2 separate regions of the Homo sapiens genome follow, and region 1 is linked to region 2. The links are chromatin loops, found by intact Hi-C in ENCODE. Cell type or tissue: ascending aorta. All regions are shown on one strand. Links, peaks and the distances in the headings refer to the core of each region. The heading gives the core; the rest is flanking DNA. Region 1 has its middle 110 kb from the start of SMIM23. Region 2 overlaps FBXW11 (F-box and WD repeat domain containing 11).

The links. Peaks named below come from ENCODE experiments on the same cell type or tissue, not always from the same donor. Only the 100,000 strongest peaks of a DNase experiment are listed, where the experiment ranks them.
Region 1: a loop joins it to region 2, with 2.0 times the contacts of the local background. A loop is called at or near these places in 2 of 110 quality-filtered maps.

What each region holds. Positions count from the first base shown.
Region 1 is chr5:171,669,366-171,685,634 of GRCh38, forward strand. No RefSeq gene overlaps it. Among named protein-coding and RNA genes, the nearest start is that of SMIM23, 110 kb to the right of the region's middle. RefSeq lists an enhancer at 10,326-10,825. In ascending aorta, for the core only: no CTCF peak of the experiment used is centred there; a DNase peak (open chromatin) is centred at 7,066.
Region 2 is chr5:171,857,127-171,873,395 of GRCh38, forward strand. It overlaps FBXW11 (F-box and WD repeat domain containing 11), which reads right to left. Exons shown (of 14, transcript NM_001378974.1): 10 at 15,746-15,864; 11 at 13,622-13,732; 12 at 12,603-12,681; 13 at 11,484-11,670; 14 at 4,423-6,975. The coding sequence ends at 11,509. Among named protein-coding and RNA genes, the nearest start is that of SMIM23, 79 kb to the left of the region's middle. In ascending aorta, for the core only: no CTCF peak of the experiment used is centred there; no DNase peak of the experiment used is centred there; H3K27ac peaks cover 491 bases.

The sequences.
Region 1 (16,269 bases), core at 3,478-11,477, 190 kb before region 2:
GGGAGGAAATGCTCATGACATAATGTTAAGGAAAAAAAGTAGAATGCAAAATTAGGTAAACATGTGTATGATAATCAAAGAAATGTAAAGAAAGAAGATGGGAAGGAAATTCACCCCAATGTTAATTCTCTACGTGGTGGAATTTTAATTTAATTTTCTTCATCCTTGTTGAAATTTTTTTAGATTTTCTCTAATGAGCATATTACATTTTACAATCTGAAATATATATATTTTCAGGATGTTACAGGCCTCATCTCATCCAGTTTGGGAAGTGGATGGGTCTCAAGCCAAGTATCACATTTATTTAAAAAACAAAAGCCCAGAGAGAAACTCTAGAGAGAAAAATACCACAGTGTAAACTGGTTATTACTGGATGATTGGATTATGGGTGATTTTTTCCTACTTCTTTATATTTCTATGTGTTTTTCAAACTTTCTACATCAAGATTTCTTTGAAATTGGCAAACAAACAGACAAATCATAAAATACTCTCTTGCATTTCCAACTGTTCCAGGCAGGGAGATATTCTTGGCAGTAGAGCTATACCAGAATCCAGGTTTTTCTCACACATTGCTCTATCCTCACTCTGGTCTTTGTACTTGTACCCACCCCCACCCCCGCCACCCAGCTACCATGATGATAGATGCTGAAGGGTTTAATATACTTAAATTGGTTTAAAGCTAAGGAACTGTGAAATTAGGGTTCTTTTGTAGTTTATGGAGGAATGGCTTGGCCCAGACTATTCTTGCAACCTGTTTTTGACCACTTTGCCAAGCTAAAAGTACCTATTGCTTATCCTATTAATTGAGCCAAGGCCGTGTAATCAGGGCCTTGCTGGCCTAGAAGGCACATTTATTTCCCGGACATGGCACTATGATCTGAGCCGCGTGGTCACTTCCTATACCCAACCTTTCACGGAGCTGGTCACTCTTCTGGCTTGGAAAACCATAAGGTCTCCAAGTGACCTTACTAAGAGTCAAGATACCTGGGTCCTTGTGGGGTTTACCACCTGATGGTGCTTCACTCCTGACCAAGTCATCATGTTACATGTACCCCCGCCTTTATTTCCTGAGACCCCTCCCTCCCAGGCTGTGTAGCCCAGAGACCGGGAACTGAATCCTCTGTGAACCTGAGCTCACTTCTGCACTTCCCTCAGCCTTCATTCTTCCCTCACCTATAGAAGGGGAGTAGAACACCAACATGGGCCTTTGGGTACAAAATAGATTGTCTTCCTTCTTCCCTCTCTAGCATCCTCTTTCCTTCCTAATTTAGGAGCTTTTTCTAGTCTGCTTCTAAATATGCACCTTGGCCAATCTCGGCACGTCACCAAATCCTCGTGGTGGGCTTTCCTCATAGTACCAATGTGGGAAGTGCCTAACAGAATGCAGAGATGGCTCTTAACCGGGTCAGGTGCCTGGCGTGCCTGGGTTCTGTTTTAGGTGATCCTCACCATGGCTCGTTCTGCAAAGCAGGGGTCAGTCAGTAGTCCCATTTTACAGGACACTGAGGTGCAAAGAGGCACTGTACCATGCCAGCAGGTCTCTCGGTGGGGAGTCAGTGTTTACTCACATTTTCCCACCTCCTTTCTGCTCAGTCTTTTCTTTTTCCCTTCACTGGGTAGTCTTCCAAGTTCACAGAAATGAAAATCTTCCTAAAACAGGAAGGCAAATAAATGAGAATCCCCCTTCTGACCCAAATCACTAGCAATCACCCATGTATTTAGATTCACATGAGCTCCTGACTCTGGAACCTGGAGCTAATTCCCCTAAAAGTCAGTTCATGTAAACTTCTTGTTTACCAAGGTGACAATGGTAATTACCAAGGTGACAAGGGGAAAAGACTAGAATGTTTATACGACTGTTGACGAGATCTGTTTAAATCTAGAAGCATCAGAAAATATCACAATGGGATGGTGTCAACCTCTTTTGGGAGTTTCTGGACCCTCTTCAGTATCTTTTTCTACTTTGGGGGCTCTTGAACATTTCAAAGTTGCTTTAAAAAAAGTGAATTCATCTAATGTCATTCTACCTTAATTTCAAGAAAACAAGCATGGTTTAAGTTAATAGCTAGAAGGCAAGGTCATGAATAAGCAAAGAAAGTGAGGTGCGCAAAGAAAAAAAATAATAATCACCCCAGTGTGTGACCTTGAGCAAGTCACTTAAGCCTTAGTTTTCCTTCTCTGTAAAATAGGGGTAATGATTTCTATCCCATGAGGATGTCTGATGGCTAATTTCAGTGACACAATTTGTGCAAAACAAAGAGAACTCTACTACATGGTAAATGTTCTATTCTGCACAACAACAATAATAATCTCTTCAATTGGGGGAAAATGATCACAGCCTTATACTTTTTGTCACTTATAATATCTTTGCTTCTTTGGGGCCTGGAGAAGAAAAAGCAGCTCAGGATGGGGTAGAAGGGGGTGTAAATGACTTCTTGCAACTTATAAACCTGCAGTTAGACCCTTCCATGCCATACTATGCACTGAAATGCATTCCAGGTGCACTAAAGAACTGAATGTTTTAAAAAATCAAACCACAGAGGGGAAAAGACATGAATATTTATCAGACCTCTGGGAAGGTCTGGTTAAATCTACAAGCATCAGAAAAGATCACAAAGGAAGAGATGGACAGAATTGGCAGCAGGAATATTCAGCACATCTGTACATAGAAAAGACAGGAAAATGCATGCAGCAAAAATGACAGGCAAAGGCATCATATCTTTATTAGATAAAGAGCTTTTACTATCTGTATGTATATATGTATGTGAAGCCATAAGAAAGTTATTCAGACCCTACTAGATAAATGAATAAGGAATTCAAGTAGATAATTCACAAAGGAAGAATATATTTGGGGGAGAAAATGAGAGAAGGCAATCTCATTAGCAACCAAAGAAATAAGTTACCACTTTTCTACCATCAAATAGCACTGACTTTTTAAATAATAATGTTAGCTGTTAAAGAAGGCGAAGTGAAACAGGCATATGCATACATGGTAGTAGAAAGGTAAATTGGTTTGACCCTTTTGGAAAAAAAAGTCATAACATCAAGTGTTATGAAAAAAAGTTGTCTAGTATATGGTTTGGGGAAAACTAGAGAAAACTAAAACTAGATCCCTATGTTAAAGTATGTACAAAGGTGGACTCCAAGGGGACTAAACATCTAAACATGAAAGGTAAAAGTAAAAAGTCAATTGCAGAAAACGATAGGAGATATTCTCCCTCTGACACATATGAGCTGTGTCACCTTGGGCAGGACGTTTCACCTATCTGAGCCTCGGCTTTCTCATCTTAAAATGGGAATTTTAACACCTACCTTACAAGATAATGTCTATAAAGCGCCTGGCACCTGCTTTGACAGAGAGGGCTTTCCTCCTGGGTGCACAGCTGGGTCAGCCTTCCTGGCCTCTCCTGTGTTGGTATGGCGATGTGAGTGAGTACTCTGGCCACTGGAGAGTGGGGACAAGTGATGGGTGTACTTCCAGGGGTCACCCTGCAAGGCCTCCCATGCGTAATTCCATATCCTCTTCTCCATCTATTGGTTGATTAGAGAGGATTTAGGACTATGGAAGAGGGAGGAACAACAAGATGGAAGGAGCCTGGGTCACTGAATCCCTACTTGGAAGTCTGCTTGGCCAAGAAACCCTGATTAGACTATGTGATAAGATACAAACTTCTGTTGGGTGAAGCCACTGATTTGGAGATTGTCTATTACAACAGCTAACAATACCTACCCTAAGTAACAGTGCCCAGTAATTATTCTGCAATTTGACCAACAAATTCCCGTATTGGGAATCTAATCATTGGGGTTCATTAAATGTAGTTTCTGATGAAGCCCTTGGTGGGTGGCAGTGGGATTTCTTAATCCAGTCACTAATCAAAACTGCACACTGCAACATTTCCAGAGAAGTGGCTAATAGAAAAATAGATTCTGTTAGTTGATTTCAGGTTTCTTTCTAAATTGTTAATGTTGGGTTTTGCACACTCTGAGATTGGGATTGACTAGAATGCTTTGACTAGACTAGACAAGCACTCAAGAAATTTTCAAAGGATAAACCAAACCAAAACAAAAGTAGGAAAGGGGAAATATGGAAGTAATCAGGTTGTCTGTATCAGCTGATAATAGTCTGTCCCTGGGCACACAGCCAGAAAATTTGAACCCTGGCCAGCAACTCACACACTCCAGGTGATCTGCCAAAACAGAGGGCTGTGATGACTGGCCTAGGAGCAGGGAGCCTGCAGCTCACAGGGGTACTGAGATGCAAATAACTGCTCTGGCCATGCAAAGGAATATTTAGGGCAGTATTTACATAGTGCAAAACTTCTGAAGAAACGAAATGTCTGTGGCAGATGCTGCTGGTTCTCTACCCAACAGCCATTTCCCCTTCTTCCTTAGAAAACGTATCCCAATTTCATTCTGGCCTCAAAGGTTGACTCGTGATTGTTCTAAGCTAGTCTTTGTCTTTCCATTCCCCCTTGTCAGTCATTGGTCTAGGACTGAATGTGTGATCTACTTCTGGCCACCAAGATGTTAGGGAAGATTTGCTAGGGCCTTTTGGGAGAGATAAAAGACAGAGGGAGATGGAAAGTGGCCTTTCCTCCCACAACCCCCTTTCCTTTTCACTTTGGACTTTGTGGATGAAGATGTGATTCCTGGAGCTGCTGCAACCATCTTGTCACCATGAGGGTAAGGCCAAAGAGACTCATAGAGACACCAATCCAAACTTACTAAGCCTCTGAGCCAACCTGGGAGTTTGTTATATGAAATAATTATGCCTGTACTATTTGCTTTTTTTCAGGGGTTTTGCTGTAGGTTTATCCAGTAGTGCTGTCAGGGTTAAGTTGATAGAAGAATCTTTGATGAAACTTGACTGATTTTCCTGGAGTTACCTAGACATGGTTCCTGACTCTCACCTGGAGATGTCTAAAGGCAAAAGCCTGGTTAGTTTGCCTGTGAGGACTAATGAAAGAGTGGGTGCTGCTGTGGGAGTAACTTGCCCATCCAGAGTTTCGTGGGGCAAAGAAACGTTGACTTTTCCCATGGGCTAAGTGAACGCCATGAGACTAGCTAGGCTAGAGCCTTCTGGAAAGGACCTCTCCTAAAAGAAAGGCCTTCCAGGGCAAAAGGACCCCAGCAGGAGGTCTCTGTGGGGTGCATATCACAAAAGCGTAGGAGCTGGGGACATTGTATGTTGCCAGCCAGGGACTGTCTCTTAAGAGAAAAAATGGGAGTTTCAAGGTCCCCATCAGGAGGTCCCTGAAGAAGCTATAAAAGAGAGATGCAGCATTTGCTCAATGGCTGACCAGAGTATGGAGAACCAATCCTCTATTGCCCAACACCAAAGTAGGCTGGAACATGTGCTTAGCGGACTTCAGACATTACAGGGCATTCGGCCTGTGGGGCTCTTTACTGCTTCTCCCGTTGCAACCCAGCGCTGAAGGAGCCACAACAAACATAGGGAGTGGAGGAGGTATGGAGGGGCAAGGGCCATGGGGTCATGAAAGAACAGACATGCTCACGTGATATCTACCATTGTCTCTTGGCTCCATACCTACCTTCTAGCGTTCGCCCTGCAAAATGGGGTCTGGGAGTCTATAAGCTAAAATTCTTAGCATTAAAAGATGCTTTCTGAGTTGACTTCCTTTCAGATTCTGTCAATAAGAGGCCCTAGTACGAGATCAGAAGGTAGGAGGAGGGGACAGAGGAGTGAACAAACCATTGTTTGTTCTCTCTCTATCTCTCTCTTTCCTTCTTCTGGCAGTGTCTCTGCAGGTGGTTGCATCTCTTCCAAGCCCCTAGCTTCTGAGCACCAGCTCCTCCCCAGTGGCCCCAGCTCTGAAGATGACAAAAATTCTTCCAAGCTTGTAGAATTTAATAACAACACCTTCTCTCTCCCCACTCCATGGCCCTAGGGGTGGCAGCTGCTTCCTGCAGTTATTGATCTCTGTTGCTGTGCCTTCCCCCTTTTTGCTCCTCCATCTTCTAACACCCATTTAATCAATTTCCTGTATTCAGCCCCCTTTGTTGGAAATACCTGGCATGATTTCTGTCTTCCTCATTGAACTCTGATTGATACATCTCTCTTCTTAAGGGCTGATCTGAAGAATTTTCAGGTGAGGCTAGACTGAGGAGAGGAAAGAACTTTTCAATTGGATGAGAAAATCAGTTTTAATATTAGATGTGGCTGAGTTTTTAATAGCTGATAATGATATGTTCTAATGCCTGAAAGCGATTGGGAAACCCAAGATATCATCTAGAGGCAGGGGAGGGAGATGGAACAGAGCAGGTTTAAATGGAAATAGTGACAAAGAATAAAGCCATTTCCTTCCCTGTGAGGTCTGACTGTATCAGAAACCAGTCACACCATGAAATAAGATAAAAAAGCATTACAATAGGGATTGCAACCTGGAAACTCCCACCAAATGTAATCAACAGACTTGTTTGTGTAGTTCAAACAGTGTTTTTCTATTCAAGGTTTCTCAAAGTCGCATTATTGACATTTTGAGCCAGATACTGGGAGGAGGGGGCTGTCTTGTACATTATATTGACATTTTGGGCCACATGTTTTTCTCATACAGGATGTTTAGCAGCATCTCTGGCCTCTAGAAGCCAGGAGTGCCCTCCAGACATGACAATAAAAAAGTATCTAGATATTGCCACATGTCCCTTGGGGTGCAAAATCTCCCTTGATTGAGAAATATTGCTCTAATTGGAAATTTTGCATTAAAAATTAGATTTCCAGTCAGCCTTCCTTGAAAAATCTACAGACTTGTAAACAATGGACCTATGTTTCTACCTGGCTACAATCAGCTATTGTTAATTCCATCTGTTTCTGTTATATGCTATATTGGTTATCTATTGCTGCATAGCAAATTACCCCAAAACTGAGTGGCTTAGAACAACGTTTATTATCTCACAGTTACTGCAGGTCAAGAATCTGGGTATTGCTTAACAGGATTCTCTGGCTCAACATCTCTACAAGGTGGTAATCAAGGTGTTGGCCAAGGCTTCAGTCATCTAAAGGATTCGCTGGGGAAGAGTCAGCTTCCAAGCTCACTGATGTGGTGTTGGCAGGATTCAGTTCCTCATGGGCACCAGACGGAGAGTCTCAGCAAATCACTAGCTGGTGACTGCAGCCACCGCAGTTCTTTATCACGTGGTTCTCTCCATAGGGCAGTTCACAGTGTGGTAACTTGCTTCATCAGAGCAAGCCAGGAAGAAGACCCAGAGACAGACAGAGAGAGAGAGAGAGAGAGAGAGAGAGAGGAGGCCTCTGAAAGAGAGAGAGAAGAGAGAGAGGCAAAGAGAGAATGAGAACTCCAGAAGTCACTGTCTTTTATAGCCTAATCTTGAAAGTGACATTCATCACTTTCACTACATTTTCTTCCCCAGCAGTGCTCAGTGGGAGGGGATTATACACGGCCATGGATACCAAGATGTGGGGGCCACTGGAAGCCATTCTAGAAGCTACTGTATTAGTTTCTTAGTGCTACCATAGCTAATTACTGTAAACAGAGTGGCCTGGAACAACAAAAATCTATTCTCTCACAGTTCTGGAAGCGGGAAGTCTTAAGTCAAAGGATCGACAGGGCCATGCCCTCTCTGAAGACTCTAGGGAAGGATCCCCTCTTACTCCTTCCAGCTTCTGGTGGTTGCCCTCGATCCTTGGCGCTCCTTGGCTTGTTGATGCGTCACTTCAATCTCTGCCCCCGTGGTCACTGGCATTTTCCCTGCGTGTCTGGGTCCAAATTTCTCTCATCTTATAAGGACACCTGTCATTGAATCAGGGCCCATCCTAATTCAGTATTACTTCATCTTAATTTTATTACCCTGTTTCCAAATCAGATCACATTCACAGGTACCAGGGGTTAAGCCTTCAACATATTTTGGGGAGCAGGCACAATTCAACTACAATACCTTTTCTGTCACAGATGGAGCATGTGCATCTCTGTTGAAGCATGCTGCTGTGCTGTGGGACAATTTTGTCTGCCCACTCCGCAATGATGCCCTATGAATCAAGATCCCTGTATCATTGCAGGGGCTCCTTGAGGGAGGATCATTCCTCTACCTCAGTGCAAAGTTTGACAAAAGTGCTCTGTGCTTTGGCCCTGGGCTCCAGCCCTTCCATTTGTACTCATGGGGTCAGCTCTTCTGCCCTGTGCTTTCCTCTGTCATAGCTTTTATTAGTCTGATTTCATGCTAGTTTCTTGCTAGTCTCTTTGACTGTTAAATCCTTGAAGTCAGGGATCTCACCTGATTCATTTCTGAGCTCTCAGTGCCATTTCTGAGCTCCCAGTGCCCACACATGGCCGGCCATCTCGTGGATGAGTTGATGGATCCATTTGACTAGTAGATAAATGCATACATGGAGAGCCAACATACATAGTATGCAAAGTCATGAAAAACAAGGAATGACTGAGGAACTGGCACAGATAGGAGGAGACTAAGGAGGTTTAACAACTAAATCCAACATGGTGCCCTGGAGTGCATTCTGAAACAGAGGATATTAGGGAAAAGCTGATGAAATTCAGGCAAAGTCTGTGAGTAGTTTAGTCAATGGTATCATATGAGTTTTCTTAGTTTAGACAAATGTTATGGAAGATGTTAAAGTTAGGGAAATTGGGTAAAGGGTATATGGGAACTCTTAGTACTATCTTAATAATGCTTTTGGAAATCTGAAATTATTTCAAAATAAAAAATCTAAGTAAATCAGAGTTAGGGAAAGGCAGAAGCTAGGGTCATCAAGGGGATTTACTAAGCTGATGAATAAGTTCGAATTTAAAACAGGAGAAACTGGGAGCAGGAACCACAGAGAACAAGTGCCTAATCAGGGCCCAGTGGAAGGAATGAGCCAGTTTTGTCCAATTTGGCAAACTCTCTTGGCTCCTCATCTGTAAAGTGGGTGAAAACCCAGATGTTGGATGGGGCTTTGACAGCACTTCAGGTCTAACTAGGGTGGCCTGAAACCCCCAATCCCATGGACTGGAACAGACAAGAACTTCCAAGACTTCTGCACATTTGCAGAGGTTTGAGGTCCCATCATTAGCCATGCTTCTTGGTTCCTGCACTATGAGTATACGTATGTGGGCTGATGGCCTCATTCACTGGATACACACACACACACACACACACACACACACACACACACACACCTCACCAGGGACTTGGGAGTATCTAAATGTTTGAGAATCATAGAGCAGGGAGACATCCAACACAGCACAGCCTTCCATTCACTGTCTGGCTCCTCTCCCCTTTACCTCTTCCCTCCTGGGTTATGTCTGGGGACTCCACATCTTCTGTCTCTATTGTGTGGGGGCAACCTAGCTCTCCTCCTGGAAGCCCTGACTCCCAGGGCCCTCAGGATCACTGCCCCCACCCTCCCCTACCTCAATTAAGTTCACAGTAAAACACAATTCCTTTCCTAGAAGGAATCTGGACACCAGCTATTAAAATGCCATTTACTATAGCTCCTTACACAGATGTGAAGCCTGTGCTGTCTCCTTTTGAGCTCATTACAGCCGTGGCTTTGATCCAGTGTCTAGACAAACTTGTGGATCAGAAGCAGTTGGGAAAAGCCTGGCAATGTAATTATAGGCTTACAACAAAGCACTGATAGTTCAAATGATTTGGGTTAAAATTATATAACTTAGAGCATATCCAAGGTTAGCCTCATGACAATGTCATCCCTCCTCATTTGCATTCTAATATGTTCTCTTAAGTGGCATGGAAATTGTGAAACTACAGCTAGCCAGTGGAATTGTGGAGAATACCAGGTACGACAACCTCATTATGTGTGTACCAACAGAAAATAGGTTGAGAACTGCCTCATCAGAGGACCAAGTGAGATCTTTACAAGCTATAAAATGCTTAAGCGAAATTACCAACTAAAGTTCATATTTGACTTGGAAGAGCCTTAAAAGTGAGCTAGTCCAGCCCTGGCTCCTGGCATATTACAGATGGCGGCACTGAGGCCCACAGGAGGGAAGTGGCCTGCCCATAGTTATACCTTGAGCCAATGATAGTCCAGGCCTGGATCCCAGGCCTGCCCCCCAACACATTGAAGCCTCTATTCATACCTGGAGATGTTCAGACGAAAATAGAATGGCCATAGGGTGAGATCAGCAGCTGGGAATGTGGCCCTTTGTTTTTCTCCTGAATTTCTAAGAACAACGGCAGGTGAACATTATTTTTAGTCACTGAGAGACAGTGTTGAGCTGTAACACTTTTGCTCTCACTTCTCACTGGAGTGTGTCTTGTTTGACAATTTTAGGGCTAATTAGGACCAAACGCAAGGAGTCAGCCAAGTTCCACAGAGGGAAGGATGTCGCCAGTTGGGAAGGGTTGGAATCCTGGCTCTGTGATGCCTTTATTGCCTGACCTTGGTCAGGTAGGTTAATTGAAGCAGGCCTTGCTTTCCTCTGCTGTAAAACAGTGGCAGCCGAAGCTCTCTCAAAGGTTGATGTGAAGAATAAGTGTCCCTGGTGCATAGGAGGTGCTTCTGGAGGACTCTCTACTATCTGCCCCAGCCCAGAGCTTGCAACTTTGCTGCTTAAAAGAAGGAGCATTACGGTACCTTACTCCTCTGTTTCCACAGGTGAATGGGCTTTGCTGTCCCCCTCTCCTTCCAAAGACCTCTTCTGTAAGAGATGAAAACACTGCAGGACTTCTGTGTCAGGGCGTTTCCAGAGTGGGGAGGAAGAGCACATGAATGAACTGGAAGTTTTCTTCTTTGAGAAACAGATGCCCAGTTTGAACCATCATATTCATCTCTTCAAGGACAGCCCCTTTGCCCTGAGTTCCACATTTTAACATTGTGCTTTGCGATCCATTGAGAGTTAATTGGCACCTTCAATAATAGTGCATCTTACAATCGATGGCATGTTAGACGCTATGAAACATGGTACCTCAAGCAGCTCAGCAAATTCATTAGCTCATGGAACCACAGAAAGGAGCAGGGGCCACAGCACCCAAGAACTGGGAGTCCGTTTTTTCTCCCAGTCTCCTTCTCTGTCTTCCTCCTCTCACCCTCCCTAGCCCACTTCCCACTTCTCTCTTCTCTACACCCTCTTTCCCTCTCACTGTGTTATCTGTGTGTTATCTTGGCTTCATCCCATCGGGTCAGCTCACCCCACGAAGCTGGATGCGTGGCCCATGCAACTCCAGCCTGTGTGTGGTCTCACAGCGCTGAGACAAGAGAGGAAAAGACAGCTCTTTCCGCCAACTCCAGTAAGAAAAAATCTCAGCAAAGGGACCTGAGTGGGTCATGTGCCCATCCCTGGACCAATCACTACTGAGCCTCAGCCCCACCCCGCCCAGCCCCACCCCTGTGGCTGGCTGGGAAGGTGGTACCCTGAGGGCCCACCTCTGCATGCCCACTGGGGGCACTCTCCCAAGTGCTGGGTCCACATGTTCTGTGGCTCCAGGAGCTCGTGGTACCTTCCCTTGACTTTTGTTCCTCCCCAAATCAAAGTAAGTCAATCACTTCCACTTTAAAACTCAGTAACTATCATCACTATCATTATTGTTATTTATCACTATGGCCCCAATTTGGACTCTACGTTTACTGAGGACAAGCACATTTTCCTTCATTTCTTTTGAGATGGAGGTCTCTTAATGCAATGAGCAGTCACTAAATTACTCTAGAAATGACTAATAGCTAATGTTTATTAAGCACTTGCCGTGTGTTAGGCACAGTTCTAAGTATATTGCATGCATTAGGTCATTTAATCCTGAAAACTCCCAATGAGGTAGAAGCTGTTTTTATCTCCGTTTTATAAGTGAGGCAACTGAGGCATGAGGAATTTGTGTAACTTGCAGAGTAAGTGAGAGTTCCAAGGCAGGCAGTGAGACCACGTCGGGCACACCCTCAGCCACCACAGTGTCCTGGAGGGAGGGCCGAGTGTGTCCATCCTGGAGTCCAAGGCCCTGCTGCCTCCAGATGACCAGCTCAGTGCCAGGGCAGCAGGGAGTTGAAATCCCTCATGGATTTTATTTTAATCCTTAAAAATAATAGTTCCCATTTGTTGGCACTGGTCTAAAAGCTTAAATTACATGATCTCATTTTTCTTCTAAAAAGCTCATTTTGAATATGAGGAAAGAGAGGTTCAGGGAAGGTAGGTATCTTGCCTAGAGACACACAGCTAGGAAGTTGGGGAGCCAAGGTCATAACTCAGGACTGCCTGACTCCGACGCCTGAGCTCCTAACAATGCACTTCTCCCCAGAGCAAAGAACCCCAGCTCTGAGTCTGGAGTGAGGGCATGGGGGCTGGTCATGGGGAGAAAACTTGGGAGGGTGGATTTTCCTTCTCTGCTCACACACCCATGCCCACTCCCTCCCTGAGAACTGCCATGGCCTCAGGGGCAGGGCTGAGAGGAGCTGCCCACTTCCTCCCACACTCCTAAACTCCTCCCAGCCCTGAGTCTCCAAGTATCTGGGAACAACGCTGCTACCACTTCGGGTAACTGTGGCTATGCTTGTGTGTGAACCGTCCCCACCCTTGGTCTGCCATGCCATGATCTGTGATTCTCATAGGACTGACTCCACGGGACCAACGTGTAATAATAACCACAGTTACCCCTTATGAAATGCCTCACAGAAGCCAGGCACTGAGCTAAGGCAGAGGAAATGACCTCATTCATTCTTAATAATGCCCCTTTAGAATGAGCGTTCAGGAAATTGAGACTCAAGGAGGTAGAGTGAGGAACTTGGCTGAGGCTTCACAGTCAGCAAGAGGCAGAGACAGGATTTGAACCCAGGTCTGATTGACTTCAATGTCCATGACTTTAACACCAACTTGCTGCTTCTTAGCCTGACCGAGACAACAGAGATACAGAAGTCACTGTCCTTGTTCTCAAGAAGCTTGGGATCCAGTAGCGGAGTTACATGAGTGAACAAATTGCAATTAGGTGGGAATACCAGAAATGATAGAAGTGACACTAGGTCCTGAGGTGGCACAGAGCAGGGAGGTGTGAACCTGGATGGTGTGTTTTTCATGACTGCTGATGGCAAGTGACAGGACTCCAACTCAACTTGGTTTAAGGAAGGAAAAAGGCAGGGGTGGGGCAGAGATTGATTGGCTCATGTTTCTGAAAAGTTCGGGGCAACTGGCTTCAAGCATGGCTTTATCCAGGAACTCAAGAACGTCAACAGGAGTCTCTCCCCTGCTTCAGCTGTGCTTTCAGCCACACTGACATTATTTTGAAGATGACGCCACTCTCTGACAGGCAAGTTGTCCACCAGAGGCACCCTCCAAGGTCAACATGGTTAGCAACCCCTCTGAAAGGAGAGCCCCTGTTTACTCTTAATTTCAGCCAAATTCCCAGGTTTGAGTGTTGGTGAATTTGCTCAGGTCACATGCCACTCTCTCAATCACTCATTGTAGTCTCCATAAAGATGGAATCATTGATTGACTATTGGCCAGGTCTGGGTCCTCTGCTCAGTCCTGAAATTGAAGGGAGCCAGCCCCATGCAAATCAGGACACTGTCACGGGGAGAAGGGGAAGCAGGATGCCAAGTGGGCAAAGACAGTGGCATTCCACAGGTGAGGGAGGCTTCCGTAAGAGGAGCCCTGGAGCTTAGTCCCGAGAACGAACAGAGCATGCTGGGCAGAGCTGGGGCTGCGAGGAGAGGGTGTTTCCTACCAGAGAGAACAGACTGTGGACGTGTGAACTCATAGTTTGGCATAGCTGGAGGCTATGGTGGGTGTGGGAGAGGAGTGTGAGGTGTGGCAGAGAGGGGCCCAGTGAGGGTCTTCAAACCTGTGGACCACGCAGGCGTTTGGACTTGCTCCTGCAGGTACCCTAGGGAGGTAGCACCTCAGGCTCAGGGCGGAGGCTCTGGACTGGATCCCCTGGCCTGACCCTGCCTCTCTGAGTGACTCAGTCTATCTGATTCTCAGCTTCCCCATCTGCAAAACAGGAAGGATGGAGGACAACTTCACAGAATGGAGGTGAGGGCAAACTGAGGCAAAGCCATGATAAGCAGAGAGACAACATAGAGGAAGTGTTCAAAGACACAGACCATTATTGTGGACCAATCTTAAGCATCAGAGGAACATATCTAATCTCCACTCTAGAAAGCTCCCCCGGGGGTGCAGTGGAGGGTGGGGACAGGAGACCAGTGGGAAGAGGTGAGTTTGATGGTTCAGGTCCTAGAAGATGTAGAGAAACACTGCTTTGGGGGAGATGGAGAACACAGAGAGAGGGCTCAGGGAGAGAAAATTCCATGGCACTTGGCAAAGAATCAAATGTGGGGAGAGGGAAAAATCCAGGATAAAAATAAACACGGAGACAAAAATCTACCCTTGACCTTGGATCCCTTAACTTTTAACTTTTGAACAAACACATTTTCTCTTAAAAGCATTCAACCAATTTCCCTAGGCTTTTTTTTTTCTCTTCAAATACCCTCCCCAAAAAACATCCCTAGACTGCGCGATTCCCAGTGTTGAAATCTTAGGTATCTTTTTCTTTTTTAAATTTCAGCCTGAACATGCCAAGCTGAACATGCTCAGAATGTCCTTCCCACCTTGGCAGCCCCTGAAGCCCACCTCCTCCTGTTTGCCCTACTGGGTAAGTGTACCCAGTTTTCTAGGAAACCAGTGTTTGGTACGATGGGAACATGCGCTTGTTTGGGTGGGTTTACGAGCAATTTCATTCACCATGCTGAGTCTAAACGTCAAGTAGGTTTTCAAGACCCGAGTTCTACTGAATTCTACAAAATAAAAATACATTCAGTATTTATTATGAAAAAAATAAAAATAAAAAAATAAAAGAAGAAAAGAAAGGAAATGGGGGAGAAAAGAAGTAGGAAGAAGAGGAGAAAAAGAAACAGCAGCAGCCATGGTGAATTCAAAAGAAAACAAAATTTTAATCCAAAAAGCCCCTCAGTCACTTCACAGAATATTTCACAAGAGCTATTTGATGTCCAAATGTAAATAATCATGGTGCTGAGATTTTGTGTGAAACTTTGTCATTTCAAAGCCATTTTTACAGTCGTAAATTAGCTAATCAGCAAATGAATCAGAGACATACGGGTCATATTTCACTCAAATCATATGATTTTAAATTGGAGAGAAACTGCTGTTGGAAAACAAATAGTAAAAGTGCTTTTAAACAGATTTTTATTTATCTATTTTAATGTTTTGATTTTGTGAAGGCCCGGAGCTTGATAGCTGGATGAAACGAGGTTGTACACCAATAGGATCGGGTTGCTCATCACGTTTAATGAGAATATAAACCTCCGATTTCCATTACGGCACCTATGCTTCCCTGGGTGGAAACACTCGAGGGAAGGAAGGGGTAAATAGGCATGCCTACCTGTCCCTGTACCCAATAAAGTCTCAGAGAGAATTTTCCCTGGGGAACCAGCTGCTGAGTAGACCAAACCAGATTCACCTGGGATACACGTCAAAATGATGTAGACGTTTCTCTAAAAAGGGCTTTGAGGCTGGTGGCCTTTATACACATTACTCTCTGCTGACAGCTGATGGGCAGTTTCCAGACATCTGAGGCCTGGTGGTTAGTAAGAATCATAACAGGTCGGGCACGGTGGCTCATGCCTGTAATCCCAGCACTTTGGGAGGTCGAGGCGAGAGGAACACCTGAGGTCAGGAGATCAAGACCAGCCTGGCCAACAATGGTGAAACCCCGTATCTACTAAAAACACAAAAATTAGCCAGGCGTGGTCATGGGCGCCTGTAATCCCAGCTACTCCGGAGGCTGAGACAGGAGAACCACTTGAACCCAGGAGGCGGAAGTTGCAGTGAGCAGAGATCACACCACTGCACTCCAGCCTTGGCAACAGAGTGAGACTCCATCTCAAAAAAAAAAAAAAAAAAAAAAAAAAAAAAGAAGAATCATAGCAATATTAGCGGAAGCCTACTACATTGTTACTAAGTGCCAGGCACTATTCCAGGTGCTTGGCATTCATTAACTCATTTAATCTGATGATGACCCTATGTACTGTTTTCCCCTCTATGTGTAGTTCAGGAAGGGGAGGTTAAAGATGGTCATGTTATCCAAGATCACCAGTTGTTATATGCTGAAATGATGTTCAAACCCAGGCAGCAGGGCTCCAGAGTTCAGGTTGTTAACCGCTGGGCTAGACTGCCGCCCCAGGCACAGTGGAGGTCAGGAGAGCCTCCTCTCCTTGCCGCCCAGCACCCGTGGGGGAGTTAAGGCATTCCTTTGCAGTTGTTCCCCAGCACTGCCATCTGCCTGGGTTTCTCCCAAAGATGTCATTTCATGAACTTGGCTTCTCCAAGGCCAAGTCTG
Region 2 (16,269 bases), core at 4,706-12,705:
AATGTTGAGTTGCTCCCAACATACTTTTCAGACATTCGTTCGCTTTGCCCAGTCTCCTCCGTAAGAGACATGCTTTCGGATGTGTTTTGAAAAATATTCCATATGCTAATGGAATGTCACCATCTGCCAAAGAAGGCAGAGCTGTTTTTAAAGGAAAAACTATTACAGAAATGAGGTATTCACAGAGGGGCACTAAAGAGCCCAAACGTCGCTGACCTGAGTCTGACCTGGGCTGCCTCGTGTTACCAACATGAAAAGGGAGTGAGAAAATCTGAGGCCAATTAACTTCTCTCCCTCTCTCTCTCTTTTTCTCCCCTTGCCCACCTCTCTCTCTCTCTCTCTCTCTCTCTCTCTCTCTCTCTCTCTCTCTTTTTTCCCCCTCCTCTTCTTGGAGACATGATGAAATTTCCTGAAACAAAAACTCGCAGCCCGTTCAATAAAATGCTTTCGCCTTTGGTGGAAAAAGCCCCGATGGTCCCTTTTATCTCTTCATTCCTGAGGCACAGACCTGGCCCCCGTCTGTTTGTGCAGATGGGCTGCAGGGAGCGTTCCCAAGGACAAGCCAGGCAAGGGCCGGAGTGGAGAAGCTATTCCCGGGCGCCTGTTTGTTATTGCTGCCAGAGCCCTGGCCGTTAGGAGAGTGTGGTGCTGTCTTGGAAGAAGTGTGAAGCGGGATTAGGTGTCCTGCGGTGTGATTAGTGGACAGGCATTGTTCCCCAGGAGGCCCAGGCAGCTTGGAGGCAAGTGTTTGCAAAAGAGAGTTTCCAAGTCCTGAGAGCGTCCACAGGCCCTGCAAAGACTGCTGGGTATCACGCTCCTGCCTCTCCCGCTGCTCCTTCCCACCTTTGTCACAGGCTTGTCCTCCCGTGCCCCTTTCCTAAATGCAGATGTTCCTCTGGGCTCTTTCTTCTGAAACCACCACTTCTCTCCTTCTCTTCTAGGCAGCCCAGGGGCTCCACTCAAACCTCTCTGGGGCCCCTCCAATGTCCACATCCAAATGCATCCCCCTTCCACCCCCCGGATCAACCCCAATTCCCTTATCTGGGAGAGCTGGACACCCCTGCAGCCCATTGCCCACTCCAGAAATCCCCACCTCAAGGCCTTGGCGTGTGTCCACGCCCGCAGCCTAGAACATCATCCTGTCCCAGCTCAGTGCATGACCAGCGCCTGCTTATTGAGATCTTGGATCCAACGTCCCCCAGGCCACACCTAACCACTGCCCAGTGTAACCTCTTCACGGCAATCAACACTATCTGAATTTATCTTGTAAATGCATGTTTGTGGACACTACAGCAATCACTGCGCACTGTTTCTTTCTTCTAGAACGGAAGCTTCCTGAGAGCAGGGACCTTGTGTCTTCTTCCATTATAGCCCCATCTAGTGGCACCCAGGAGACACGCACTGAATATGAATGCTGTTGTCAGCGCCTCCAGCTCCCTCCACACTAAGCCCCGTGGCTCCCAACACCCTCTCTCACCTCCTCATGTTCCCTATTCTGGACCTTAGCATCTCTCTCCTGAATCTTAACTCTAGCTTTCTAATTGGTCACTCCTGAGCCTAAAACCAGCCAGTGGTTGCCCCTGCCCCCAGGATGGAGCCCCCACCCCTCAGAATGGCCCACAGGGCCGGCCACAGTCGGGTCCCCCTGCACCTGTCCGGCCCCTTGCACTCCATCGCACTTTGTGCACTGTTGAAGACACACCAAGAACATATGCCAGGGACATATCAGTGGAGGGGAGAAGAGAAGGGCAGAGGGTCTGTGGGTGCCAAGGGACCACACAGTCTGAGCCTGGCTCTTCAGAGAGACTCTGCGGGCATCCAGGGGCCCACGGAGCATGAAGAGGGAGATGCTAGGGCAGCGCGCTAAGAGGCCAGCTGTGGCCCCCAAGGCAGACCAGAATCAACACTAAGTTCAGCCGCTCCCAAAGACAGATCCAAGCCTCAGTATCTTCAACCATAAAACGGTAAGAACATAAACCATGCAGGGCTACTGGAAGGATGAGAGTACACAAAGCCCTCACCAGCAGCCTGGCACCCACGAATCTTTATTTTTTATTCACTCACTTATCTTCATTCTTGCTGTAGCTGGCATGATCCAACCTCTTCCCCACCATCACCCACCACCTATACACACCCTGAAGGCATGAAATTTTCCCGTCCCCTCTGGAGACAATACAATTCACTGAGGACAGTGACATGTTTAGACCTCATTCTCTTCCCAGAAATACTAGCTGGGGATATGATAGGTTGACTACCTTTATAATTATTTGTAATAATAAAACTAACAAATATAACTCAGTATAAACCTATTCACTGGCCCATCTCCCTTTCTTCCACCCACTGAACAAACCAGGCCCTGATTACAAACTCAAGTCCTCATTGGGACCAGTCCTCAGGGTCAGCTCCTGTATTTCCCCTCAAGAGGTCCAGACAGGCTTCAGGTTTGCCTGAGCACGTTTATTTGACAGCACGACACCCCAGATTCCACTAACTCCTGTCCCTTCCTCCCCTCTGAGCATTCTGTTCCCTTTGTTTAAATGTCTAAGTTGAAGCTGCAAGGCACTGTGCTAGGCACTTTAGAGATGTCATTTCATCCCCATAGTAATCTTAAAACACTGTCTCTGCTCCCCAGCTGAGGAGTTTGGGTTCAGGATAATAAATGCCCTTGCCCGTGGGACCTGCTGCCAATTAGGTGGCAGGGCTCCAATCCTGAGCTAGATCTCTGGGCCCCAAAGCCCAGGCTCTTTCCTCTCTGCCATTCGGTAGAGAAGTGGCCCCCACAGGATGGTCTCAATGGTGTTCTAAGAACATCCCTCCCACTGGGCGTGATGGCTCAAGCCTGTAATCTCGGCAATTTGGGAGGCTGAGGCAGGAGGATCCCTTGAGTCCTAGAGTTCGAGGCTGCAGTGAGCTATGACTGCACCACTGCACTCCAACCTGGGCAACAGAGCTAGATGCTTAAAAAAATAATCCTTCCCAATCCCCTGCGTTGGTGGTATTTGGAAGTACAAACACAGCCTGCGAGAAATGGCAAAGTCCACTGGATCTGAAGGTGGTGGTGAAGGGTAGAGACAGCTTAAGTTGTACACACTGAGATCTCACCAGAACATCAAGTTTAAGCTGTTCCTAAATCTGTCCCCACTCAAGTCTTTGGCCTTGTAATTTCCAGGTTCTCCCAGGCCAGTCCAGTAATAACTCACATACTCTGAGCAATAAAATCAAACAATTCCTAGAGAAAGGATAAGCAGATGACCACAAAGCTGAAAATAATGTACAATCTCATTTATAGGATTCTACTTTCCAGTTTACCTGGCACGCACTAAGAAAAAGTTACTTATGACCTGCCCTACAAATCTTTCACATGGCTACACCTAACCAATATAATTTTTAAATTACTGAATTAGTGCATTTGGTGTATGGGGTCCGTCGTCCTATCTGTGGGCAGGTAAACACCTTGAGATGGCCATATACTCAGTCATCCCACAGATGCTGACTGAGTGCCTACAAAGTGTTGGATTCAGCTCTGTGCAACAAGCCAGCAGGAGCCCCAATATCTTAGCACTACAAGACAAGCTCCCAGAGTCTTCACCGGCTGGAAGAGCAAGCTGTGTATAGAAAAGAGGGTATCTATTGAAGGACATGAAAGAAACTGGTTAACCATCATTTGAGGGACTGGGGGTTAAGGGGGAGAGGAAAAATTACTTTTTACTCTTATCTTTTTGTGATTTGTAAATTGGTTCTCTTAACCACATGCATGACACATTTGAAAAACGTTTTCTACAAGAAAAACGGGTGGGAACAATTACATAGAAATACTCTAATCTCATGCAAAAAGTCCGCATTACCAACTGGGTTGACTAATGGGGGAAGTTTAGCCTAGCTATCAAAAAAACTCAGCTTCTACTCAGTCCTACTGAATAGAATTTCTGAGTAGAATCCTACAGATACTAACTCGACTTTTTCTGCTTCAATACTCTACCAGTGACACACTTGCACACACAAAACTATTCATTTCTGATGCTATGGTGGAGAGGGCTGCGAAACTGCCCCTCACACCTCCATGGCCCTTCTTCAAGAAGGGGAGGATCCACTCACACCTGAAAGCCACTTGGGATGTCTCAGAGGCCATTTTCATGTTGACAGTAACTTGTGAAGCAATTAATTATGTGTGGGAAGCAGATTTGCAGGGCAAGAGTTCTTAGCTAGCCCTCAGCTAACTCCTGAAGTTCAAGCTAGCTTTCGGCAAAAGCCCAAGACAAGGAATCATATCATCTACTACAACATTCTCACACGCCAAAACCAGTTTGCCTTCAAACTCATTTTACAGAACAGATGATTCTAAAGATCTATAAATTTTAATTGTATGTCACTGAATTCCTAACAGCACTTAACAGTTTCTTTGAAAAATTTCTTAACAGAACGTCAGAGTATTGCAACACTTTATTAAGAGTATTGGCTTTGAATCAGTAGCTGAAGTAACAATTGCATGAAGCCAGATTAGGTGCACTGCATAATACCCATACTCGATTTATTGACATTACTTAGCAATTTACTGGACAAAAGTCAAACTTTTTTGTTTTTTATTAAGCACATTCCACAGTACAAAGCTGTCATGAATAATATCTGTACAATTTAACAGTTTCAATAGCTGTTCAGACACAAATTTATTTCAAACAGATAATTGGCAAACATAATTAATTACAAGTTAGAATTAGACTATCCCAGTGCTTTAAAACATTAATATAGCAGTAATTTACATTTGCTCAGTTATGGTTAGCAAAATAAAGTCCAGAGTATGGCTGGGAATTACTATTATAATCCCAGAAAGTCAGAACTCCTTGGGTGCCAAAGTCCCCTGCTATAATTTAGTAGGCACAATTCAAAGGTTGTCTGCATATTCAAAGGCCATCATCTCCCAAGGAACGAGGGGAACTTCTATATTAAACATGCAAAAACAACAAAAAATCCATTCATTCATTCAGAATTGCCTCCTCCCCTGCCCCCTCCCTTCCCCCTGGGCTTTCCTAACCAGTTTGATATTGAAGCTGTAGGATGAAAAGTGGTCAAAGCTAAATCACTTTCACAACCACCATCAAGCTTACAACATCCACCTTATGAATGGAGGTTTATTGTTTACACTTTGAGACTCAACCTCTCAAAAACATAAATTAATTTAGTAACATGGGAAGGAAGGATTTTATTTTTAAAAGAAAAACTAAAAAAGCAAAGCCAACTCAATAAACAAATCACATACACACACACTGATCCCCACACCGTTCTCAATGCAAAGGACAAATCAGAGCCCAGGGCCTTCCCTTTAGTAGTAGAGTGTGCTTCCACGGGAAGAGGTTTACTTTATAGGAGGCTGTTTATTGGTCCTTTAAAATGTTATTGACATTCCTTGATCTTTGGAAACAATGGCGAAGGGCAAATCAAACCTAATATTGAATAAGGGAGAAGGAGTGCCAATTGGATGCCAACGTCCTTTCCATGCACTGTCAGGGCAACAGTGCCATTTACACATTTGGGCTGTGTCGTAGGGAGGACTTGGGAGCTTTGAGAACCTGCTGGGGCCACAGCAGCAGCTGACACCAGAGATGACTGGGGTGGCATTCATGGGCTTGAGGCTTCACTCCACTTCAGAGCACCCACCCCTCAGCATGGGCCTCTGAACCAGCCTGACCTGCCCTGCAGGCTCCAACACACCAGCAGGCCCTGCCAGAACCTTGGCAAGGCCAGGATGCATGAATTCCAGAGCCAAGACAGCCCGTCAACAGGGCCTTCTTATTTCCCCTTCCCAGGGCCACGACTGCACAGAATAATGATTTTTGACAGCGAAGCCAAATGAATACTATGGGAGGTGACCACTTGTACTCAGGAGTACTTATGAGAAAAAGAATAAGAACAAAAAATGTTTAAGGTACCTCTCTATTGTATAATATATACTCCACAACAAATAAAACATTTTGGTGTTAAACCTTAGAAATTACATTTTAAAACAAGATTCTCATTAAAAACACACACAAACCACACACACGCAATGACAACAACAAAATAAAAACACTGTATGAATACTGCAGGAAGGGTTCTAGGTAATCCACATCAACCCAGGTATCAGGTTCTTGAGCCCAGCCCATGGCTAAGTGCGAACACACTCTGTATTAGTGTCTCAAGCACAGGGGGCCCTGACTCCAGCAACTTTGAGGTTAAACTGTTATGTACATTATATCTACATGCGAATACAGTATTTTAAATTAGGAGGCAAGCACACGTATAAAGGTGTTACTCTACCAAATATCAGGAGATGGTTGGGGGACAGAGAACAGTTAATAAAAGAAAGAGCTATATTACCTGTTGGTAGATAATATAACTGACTTATAGTTCTTTAAATTAAAAGAAATTGGTACAGAAAGGAAGTATAATCCCAAAAATATTACTAAAACAATCCAGAGAAAATTTTCCACTGTCCAACATGTTCCTAATACAACAAGTCAGAATTCATAATGACTTGGACGGTCAAAAGGAGAATGCTAACTTTTGAAAATGAAAGCCCTGGACATTCTGGGTAGGTGTTTGGCACCCAAAATTTCACTGAAGAAGAATGCTGTTTCTTAATATCAAACCAAAGTGCAAAGCAATATAAATTAGAGGCCAAGTCTTCTCTTGACGGTCGATTTACTTCTGTAAAACAGATTCTATGTTCCTTTTCTATGAACAATTTACATTTGAAACATTAGATTTTTTCACTGATGAGGGAAGGAAACGGGCTTCTGTTCTACTTGAAGCCGGGGAAGCTAAGGTCTCCTTCTCAAAGGAGAGCCGGAATCAGAGGTGAGAAATGTCGGTACTTGAAGAGTTAGGCTGCTTTGCATCTACCCAGCGTCTAGAACCAATTCCAGCTTCATAACTCAGCTGTGAACGAACTCCCTTAGGCATTTGGTAGCCACGTAGCCAGTAGTTCAAGACTAGAAAACCCTGAGGAAAGAAAAACAGAAGCAAAGGGAGTGTGGGTGAACATTCCGTTTAGATGAGAATACACACACTCCACTCCACCCCCTGCACACAGCTACATGCAAAACTTATTAGCATTAACAGCAGAAGCTGTAAGTTGTTCTGAGTGTACTACATACCAGGTATCACATTTATTTCAACCTCACAACAATCCTGTGAGGAAGAAACTATTATGACACCTGCTTCACAAATAAGAGAACTAAGGCTCAGAAAGGCTAAGTGTTTGGTTCAAAGAGTCAACAAGTGACAGAGAGGGGATTCAAGGAGAGGGCTGACCCTATAACCTATCACTCTCTCAGTACTGCTCTGAAAAAGTACACATATAACAAAAGATGCTTCACATTCGATTTTATATTTAGCATAATCTTTTATGACATTCAGAACCTACAAGAGGCCAGTCTCACATCCTCACGAGAGCCCTCATCGATCACAAGGAAACAAAAATATGCAAAAATTAGCCTTTCTAAAATAGAATGCTAGTAATCAGAAATTACTTCCTTTTTAATAAGTAAATCATTGGTAAAACAACAACAGTATGGGGGAAAGGCCACTGAATGTTCCATAATTTTTTGACTATGGCTTTGAGTCTGAAACACATTTTAATCACAATTTCTACATTCATCATGTATGTAAATATGTACACACACACACAAAAAAACAATATTCATGAGAATACTGATATTCACAATATTTATCATTTTTACATACAATGCAGGCTGACATTTTCTATTCTAAATCAAAATAAAGTCAAAACCCACTCAGATACTGTCACAATAAGTGATGCACTAAACCACTGGCCAGAAAGTCTAAAGTCACCTTAGGTGGCAAAAAAAAAAAAAAAAGCAAGAGAGACTTTTTAAAGCTTGAATGCTTTTTTTAAAAGGTGATTTTCCCAGAAAGTTGTCAATTTACACAAAGATCAAGAATCTTAAGTCTTCTCAATGAATTTAAGATTCAATTTCATTTGCTACTGTTTTCCCATTAAGGATATTTAAGGGAACCTGAATTATTTCAAAAACATTAATGCCCCAGGACCAGAAGTGGACACTCTCAAATGCTGCTGAGGGGAGCATAAACTGACTGAACTCTTCTGGAGGGCAAAATGACCTACATACGCACATGTACCCTAGAACTTAAAGTATAATTAAAAAAAAAAAAAAAGTCTTCAAACGTGATACCTTTTAACCCAGACCCTCCAGACATTTCCAGAATCCCTCCAAAGATGATAAAGGGTTGGACAAATATTAGGTTAAAAGAATGATCATAGCATTGTTTTTTATAATCACTAAAAACTGGGGGTTGGGGAGGATAAATATGTAACAACAGAGCATATCCAAACAATCTAATATAATTTGGCAATTAGGAATAATTTGGACAAATACATTACTAACATGCAAGCATTTCACAATAAAGAAGAAAAACACATTTGAAAATGTACAGTTATAAAGCGTCATTTTAAAAAGCCTGAAAGGATCTATAAAAAGGAGTTAGTGGTAAACCACGAGCAGGAGTTTACTTTCTTCTTTTGGCTTATCTACTTTTTCAAATTTCCTAATAACGATCTTATATTGTCTTGTAGTAAGAAAAAACAATAAATTTTGAGCTACTGAATATATAATACAACATACAGCTCTTAGATGTTACTAATTTTTTTAAAAACGACTCCGCAGATAGATCTACTGCTGCATTTGCTGACATGGAGAGACTCTCACCTGATATTTTACGGGTGAGTATTTTACTGCAAGGTTAAATCATCATTAGGGTAGTGTTTCTTATTATGCATAAATCTTATGGTATCACATGGCTATAATTTTTTTCATGTTACAATAAATGAAAAGCATTTGGGGCCGCACGCGGTGGCTCACTCCTTTATTCCCAGCACTTCAGGAGTCTGAGGCGGGCAGATCAATTGAGGTCAGGAGTTCGAGACCAGCCTGGCCAACATGGTGAAACCCCATCTCCATTAAAAATACAAAAATCAGCTGGGTGTGATGGCACATGCCTGTAGCCCCAGCTACTTGCAAGGCTGAGGCAAGAGGATCACCCGAGCCTGGGAGGCGGAGGTTGCAGTGAGCCAAAATTGCACCACTGCACTCCAGCCTGGGTGACAGAGCAAGACATTGTCTCAAAGGGAAAAAAAAAAAAAAATTAGAAAAGAGCAGTAAAATCTATAAAGTTGACTGCCAAGGTTGTTAAAAGTAATAAAATTGAAGAGACAAACACATTTGTGGTCTCACTGCTTGTGCTGGGATACAGGGAACCTCCAGCTTAAGCAGATAAGATTTTTCCATTGACTTATAATTGATCACAACTAGGCAGTTGTTCTGAGGTTTCCAAAAAAGGTAGGTAGGAGGGAGGGCCTGGAGGAAGTAACACAAGTTTCCTTTCTACCACAGCCAATAAGAAACAGCATTGGTGATCACTGCTTCATCTCTCAACCAAAGGAATCTTGTTCAGGGCACTTTTAGGTAATATATAGATGTTGTCAGTTCATCTATTGTAATACACCAGAAAAAGAAAACCATAATATGGATGTCTTGAATTTTGCCATATGCCTCTTTAAGCAGTTTTTACTTGGGTCCATTCCTCCTTCCCTATATTTTCTTAGGCTTATTGGGAGGGGAGGTCAGGGGGAGGAGCAATCACTCAAGAGATCCTTGTCTCCTTCCTCTGTAATTCCTATTTTAAAGCTCCATTCAATAATTACAGTAATTCTGCCACGTGGATTTTTCAACTGACTTATGAAGCATCTATCCAGAAAGAAAGCAGCAGGGCAGAAGATTATGATCAGGAACAGTCTGAACACACTCGAGACCCATAATAGCAAATAGGTAAGTGGCTTACAGGTCACTCCTGCAAGGCAGACATAACCAACCACAACCAGTCCTTTGGGGTCCACGTGGGGTCCCAGAATCCTTCCAAAGGCAACACACCCACCAGTCACTACTGACCAAACTGAGTTGGCATGAAGAAAACACTTATTTGCCATTCCTGATGTAGACCCTTGGTTTACCGCTAATAGATGGAGCAGGGGCAAGACCAGAAGTCAGCCAACTTTTTCTGAAAGGGCCATATGGTAAATATTTCAGATGTTGTAGGCCATAAGGTCTCTGTTGCAACTACTAAGCTCTGCCACTGAAGCACAAAAACAGCCACAGACAATACATAAAGGAATGAGCATGGCTGTGTAGCACAAATGTTTATTTATGAACACTGCAATTTAAATTTCATTTAATTACTGCATGTCATGAAAAAAATTCTTTTAATTTTTTTAAGCATTTAAAAATGTAAAAACTATTCTTAGCCTGTGGAGACAGGAAAAAAAAAAACTTAATGGATAAGCAGAGACTAATTAAAAAAAAAAAAAACGGGTAGTGAGTTAATTTTGGCCCCTGGTTATATAGTTTCTTGACCTCTAGGTAAGACAAACTTCCTGGTGGAGTTCTATTTATTGGATCTTGGAATCTTGATGAAAGAGTATCTGAAAAGATGGTAACTTAGTGAATAGGTACCAAGAGTTCTCAATCTCTCCATCAAAAAAATTCCTAATTCTGCACATGGACTTTCTTATACTTTTGAAATTCAATGAACAGGAAAATATGTAATGATAAAAGACCACTAAGAATTAAGTAACGATTTTAAATAAATACAAATTTTATTAATCACAACAGTCTTTATATACATATATCCATAGTAGTATGTTTATATGTAAACATTTATTCAATCTACAAAGTTTAATGTGTATAGAATTCACTGGCCCTCAGCAGAACACAGAGTTGTCAATACTGTTCCTAAGTCATCAGTTCCTAGGACACAGCCAAGTAAGACTTCTCATCTTCCAGACTGAACACGCTTAGTAATAATCAAAACATTCTGTCATCAATGGTTATAATGACTTTCAGTGTTCCTGTAACCAGAGGAAAGGACTTTGCTTCTCAGTGTATCTGTTGTGTTTCATGGAAGCAGAATAGGTTTTAGGGGTCTCTCAACAGATACTCTTCTCTGATTCATCCTTGAGGAAAGGATGGTGGTGGGTGGATTGTGGTAGTGGGGAAGAGAGGGATTTTGAATGTTTTGTCAGATGGTGATTTTTTTTTTTTTTTTAATAAAAGAACTGAAGGACAGGAAAGAAAGAGAAAAAGAAGATTCTTGTACCCCAAAATAAAATTCAAGACATTTTACTGGTGTTAAATTGATTATGACCTAAGAAATCATTTAGGAACAGTTTTTAAAAACAGGAACCATGTTCATCATCTGCCAAGATGAAAACCCACACAATAGGCAGGATTCCAACTCAAGCCTTGTATGGATGTGACTATAAAGATCCAGCCTTACACTTGAACTCTGCAAAAGTTGACACGTCTAAGAGAGACCTTGGTTCACACATCACCAAGGAACCCAAATCACAAAATTTCCCCAAAGGGAAGGTGAATTCAATCAGCAAAATTGGAAGGGGAGAGGATAGTACTCACCTGAAACGGGTGAAAGTGCAGACTGTTATCTAGAGATGTAAGTGTATGTTCTGGAGGGAGAACGGGTCTCATTCTGGGCACTGGGAGGCACATTTAAGAAATCCCAAATCAAAATAGTGTCATCATGGGAGCTGCTGATGATCTGAAACTCATCAAACTGGAGCCGAAACACACGTCCAGAATGTTCCTATGAAATACAAAACTTCATGAATAAAATGAGATCTTTACAGCCCCTGATATCTCACAATGAGAAACTGGGCAGAAGATGAAAATGCAGCCACTTAAACAGACTTCCTAAACGACTGTACAGAGCTCACTGAACTGTGTCCTTCATCCCAAGAACAAATGTTCTTCTTTCTTTTCCTGCTAGGCCTTTTCTTTCATTAAACTTTGTATCTTAGACTCTAGTCTACCAATATTTCAAAGATCATCTCAAAAAGGGCCTTATAAAAGTAAACAACAATACATAATACCCATTCTTGATACACTCTAAAAATCCACTGGAAAACCTAGAACCAGAAAGACAGTTTGTTTTAACATGACCAGGATCTACCTCAAATTGCTGCCAGCATCAAAATTCATGGTGAAATAATAATATAAGAGTTCCCATTAAAATCAAGAAGACAGTTCTGCATCTTCTAGTAAATGCAAGAAGTGAAGAAACAGAAATAAAACTACTAAAATCTTTTTTAAATCTACCAATATTTCCAAATGACTATCTCTTCAAAAATATAACAGTACTTATAAATGGTATAAAAATTTATATATAGTATAAAAATGTGCTGTTATTAAAACATAACCACAAATAGCCATATTAAGAAATCTTCCAAACCTACAAGAAGGAAATATTGCTTGCCCTATGAGGAAACCAGTCCACCTACAAATCAGGAAGCCTGCCTTCATATCTTAAGCTGCATTATGTCTCCCCTTAGGAAAGTGCTCACAGTAATGTAAACATCAAATATTCTCTGGTTTTGGCTAAACAAAATGAAGACTGAAATTCTCTGAAGGCATCTTGTGAGACACACAAGCGTTCCTGTGATACACCTAGACAGGACTATCTGCAAATGGTCATCCTCCAGCACAGGGAACCAATTCCCGTCTCAAGAGATCACATACCACCAATGTGCGCAAACACAATGTGCTTGCTGGGGCTCGAGGGTCAAGAGCAGCTTGCAAGTCCCAAACTTTAATTTTCCTAGAAAGGAAAATGAGATGTGATTAGTGGAAAAGTGAACAATTTATATGCTGTCAAACATTTCCTTGAAAAAAAGTAGTGCATCTGAACTGCCTATTTATAAAAGCTAATGGGGAACATGCTTATGTTTTTACAAATCATCTGAACCAATTACACTTGATTTTGGAAAAATTAAGAACCTACACATTCTCAGAATTGCTGAAATTTTAAAGAAATATTATTTTAAGGGAGATAAGAAAACAACTTCAGGTTATCTAAATTCAGTTCCGGACTTGATAACCTATGTCACCAAATTCATTCATCAGGGGACTCTCTAGGGCTGAGTAGGTGCTGCTGACAGAAGCTAGGGCTCTGTGTGAAATTCCAAGGATACCTTTCTCCAAATTAAGCAAATGCTGGAAGTTAGTAATAGGAGTACAAACAGACCAACTAACCCATTTGGGAAGTATATATAAGGTCATCTGGAAAGATTTACAGTTGCCATTTGCTCATTTAAAATGTAGTGAGGTGTTTTAAAGAGGGTTTGTTCAATTTACCAAAAAGGGAAAAAAAGGGAAAAGAAGAAACTTATTGTTGAACGAACACACACACACACACACACACACAAAGAGCCTGGCTTAATTTAGGGATAAAGCAAAGAAGTCAATACCCCCACATCAACTATTGAAACCTAAGCTATTGCTGGAGTTGACAGCGATGATTCAAAGCTAAGTTTAGGAACCACAGTGACTCTCCCTCTGTGTGATTTGGGGTAAGATTTAGTTCTTCTTTCTGGGCCTGAGTGTCCTCACCTAAACAACAGGTATAATAATACCTGCCATCCACCATTACACAGAAACCTACCATAGGACCTGGTACATACAGAGTTGCTTAATATATAACATTTCTCTTTCTTCTTGATACAGTTATAGCAGTACATCTGAAAATCTGAAAGACATACCCATCATAGGCCCCACTGACAATCCTCTTGTTATCAAACCGGATGCATCGGACCAATTCTTCATGTCCCTCTAGGACTCTTAAACAGGCACCACATTCAATATCCCAGAGCCTTGAATGAAAAACAGACCTCTGTGAAACAAATTCCCACACACGATTCACACTATCCGTAAGTTTTTTATATCTGTTCCATACAGATACAATTTTTCACTATCTTGGAGCTCTTTATTTCTATCTCACTTCCAGTACACACCACACATATAAAGCTGTATGTGTACATTTATACCATCTGTGTGTTTCCAAGCACTAACCTAGGAAGAAGCCTTACTTTTTATTCTATTTCCTTTTATATGATTTGAAACTGTTTTTAATCATGCGTCTGTATTACTATTTAAATAAAATCAACAAACAAGAAACTTCAATTCTATTTAATCCTTAGGCATTCTCTTGATGTCTGAGTTGATAAAAACCATGTAGACAAATGGTGTAGGAAAGACTCTTCTGGGGAGACAGGGATTGTAGGCAGTAAAGGAGAAAGAGCACAGATGAGACAAGGTGGGAAAGGAGATATCACGTACAGCCAGGGGGTTAAGCTTCCGCCCCAGGCACTTCTAGCACAGTGGAGTCCATAAGGACCACTGAGGTTAGAACTGGCGGACCAGCAGGGGAGGTGGCTGTCTCTTGATGAGGCTTGGGGATACCCCTTCCTTGATACTATATGCTGAATACTGGGATTGACGGTTTACAAAGTCAGAGTGGGAGACTTACTAGGTACACGCAGTGTTCTGGTGGAAATATAAACCCATTGACAACACCAAGTCTTTTTCTCTGCATATGATTTATGTAACAATTCTGGAGTTAGAGATCTTTTTTCCTATTATGACTGATTTTCTACAGTATTTGTAGAAAAAAATCATAGCTAGTTAGCATGTACAAAATAAAGTGAGCAAATTAATTCTATAACTTTTTCTTAGCCTCTCTACCAGTAATTCCTATGATACATCCAAAGAATGTATTTTATTACAGCTGCCCTTAGCAAATCTTCTTAGTACCCGTGATGATAGCATCTCTAATCTGTGATCAAAGCCATTCAGTACTGCCACTATGACTCCAAAGTAGTTCCCTTCTATAAGCTGGAGAGTAATACACATTACTATCTTGTAAAACCTTGACAATTCCAATGAGGAAGTTAAGAACTGTTTATTGATGAAACATTAAGCAATACCACAAAGCATGATGAATATAAGAGAATCAAGATTTAAGCTCTAAACTAAATTTATGGTATCTTGAAGCCTAAAGTGATAAAGCAAACTTAAATAGCTTTTTTGTTATTTGCTTGCCTTAAAAAAAAGTTTTAATAATCTTAAACCCAATCTTTATTTTGACCAAACATTAGGCAATTATAAACGCCAAAGTTTAGTCACTTATGTAAAGCTACTAGCATGTGTTTGCTTGCCTGCCTTTAAAAAACAAAAAACTTTTTTTAATAATCTTGAATCCTATCTTTATTTTGACCAAACATTAGTCAATTTGATTATAAACCAAAGTTAAGTTTAGTCACTTATGTAATGCCACTAGAGTGTGTTGAGACAGTGGGGAAATGGCATGGGATAATGAAGTAGATATTGAAGGGATGTTCTTAGTAAGATACAAAATGTCTAAGGTTAGTCAGATTTATTAGAAAGCAGGGAGGCCGAGTGCTGGGAAGGAAAAAGAGAGGTAAATGACCTGGCAGGAACAGATGCAGTCTTGGGAGAGGAAAATAAAGTACACTCCCATGTGTTAGGTAGGGAGGTGGGAGCTCACAGGTGAGGGAAATTGGAGCGAGCTGGGCTGCACTGCAGCACCCTAGCCTGTTCTGAAGTGCTCTGGTATTAAGTGATCCCAGGTGGAGCTGAGGTTAAAAAACTTTGTGTACTGGGGGAATCTTGGAAGAACACCCAGGGCACACACGGTTTTCCCACTTGAGTATACAGAGCCCAAATACATTTCTAAAAGTTACCTAAAGCTTTCTTATCTGAAACATCCCATTTACCCTGAGTTGTTTTGAGCATTAGAACTAGGAGATGAGTCAACAATGTGGCAAAAATCAGCCTGCTCTGTCAGCACACCAACTTCTACCCACCTAATGGTATTATCTGATGATCCACTAACAACCAGGCGATCCCTGTACTGGAGACAGGCAATGCCCCGCTTGTGCCCATTGAGAGTACGAACAAATTCACAGGTGCTCGTGCTCCAGACCTGTATAACAAATTAACAGTATTTTAAAGAATGAACACAGGAAAGTCCTCTCACAATATACCTTTCTTAAAAAGACAGAGCTTCTGATAATGACCCAAATATGTGATTATAAAATACGGTGTCCTCTAACTCAAAGTTGGGAGGCTGGGGGGCAGACTAGACAGCATAAAATTTTCTTGGCTGCTGAGTAATAACACTGGAATGAAACACGGAGGGAAGTGAAGTCTCCAGTCTTTGAGATCTTTACAAAGAGAACATCTCCTGAATGGTTCAAACGCTCATTTACCTGGAGGAAAGAGTTTGGGCCAGATTTTATGTTTTTACACCAGCTGACATTTCAAACCCCATGGAGCTAATGTAATAAAAAAGCTTCCAGCTGGGTACGGTAGCTCACACCTAATCCTA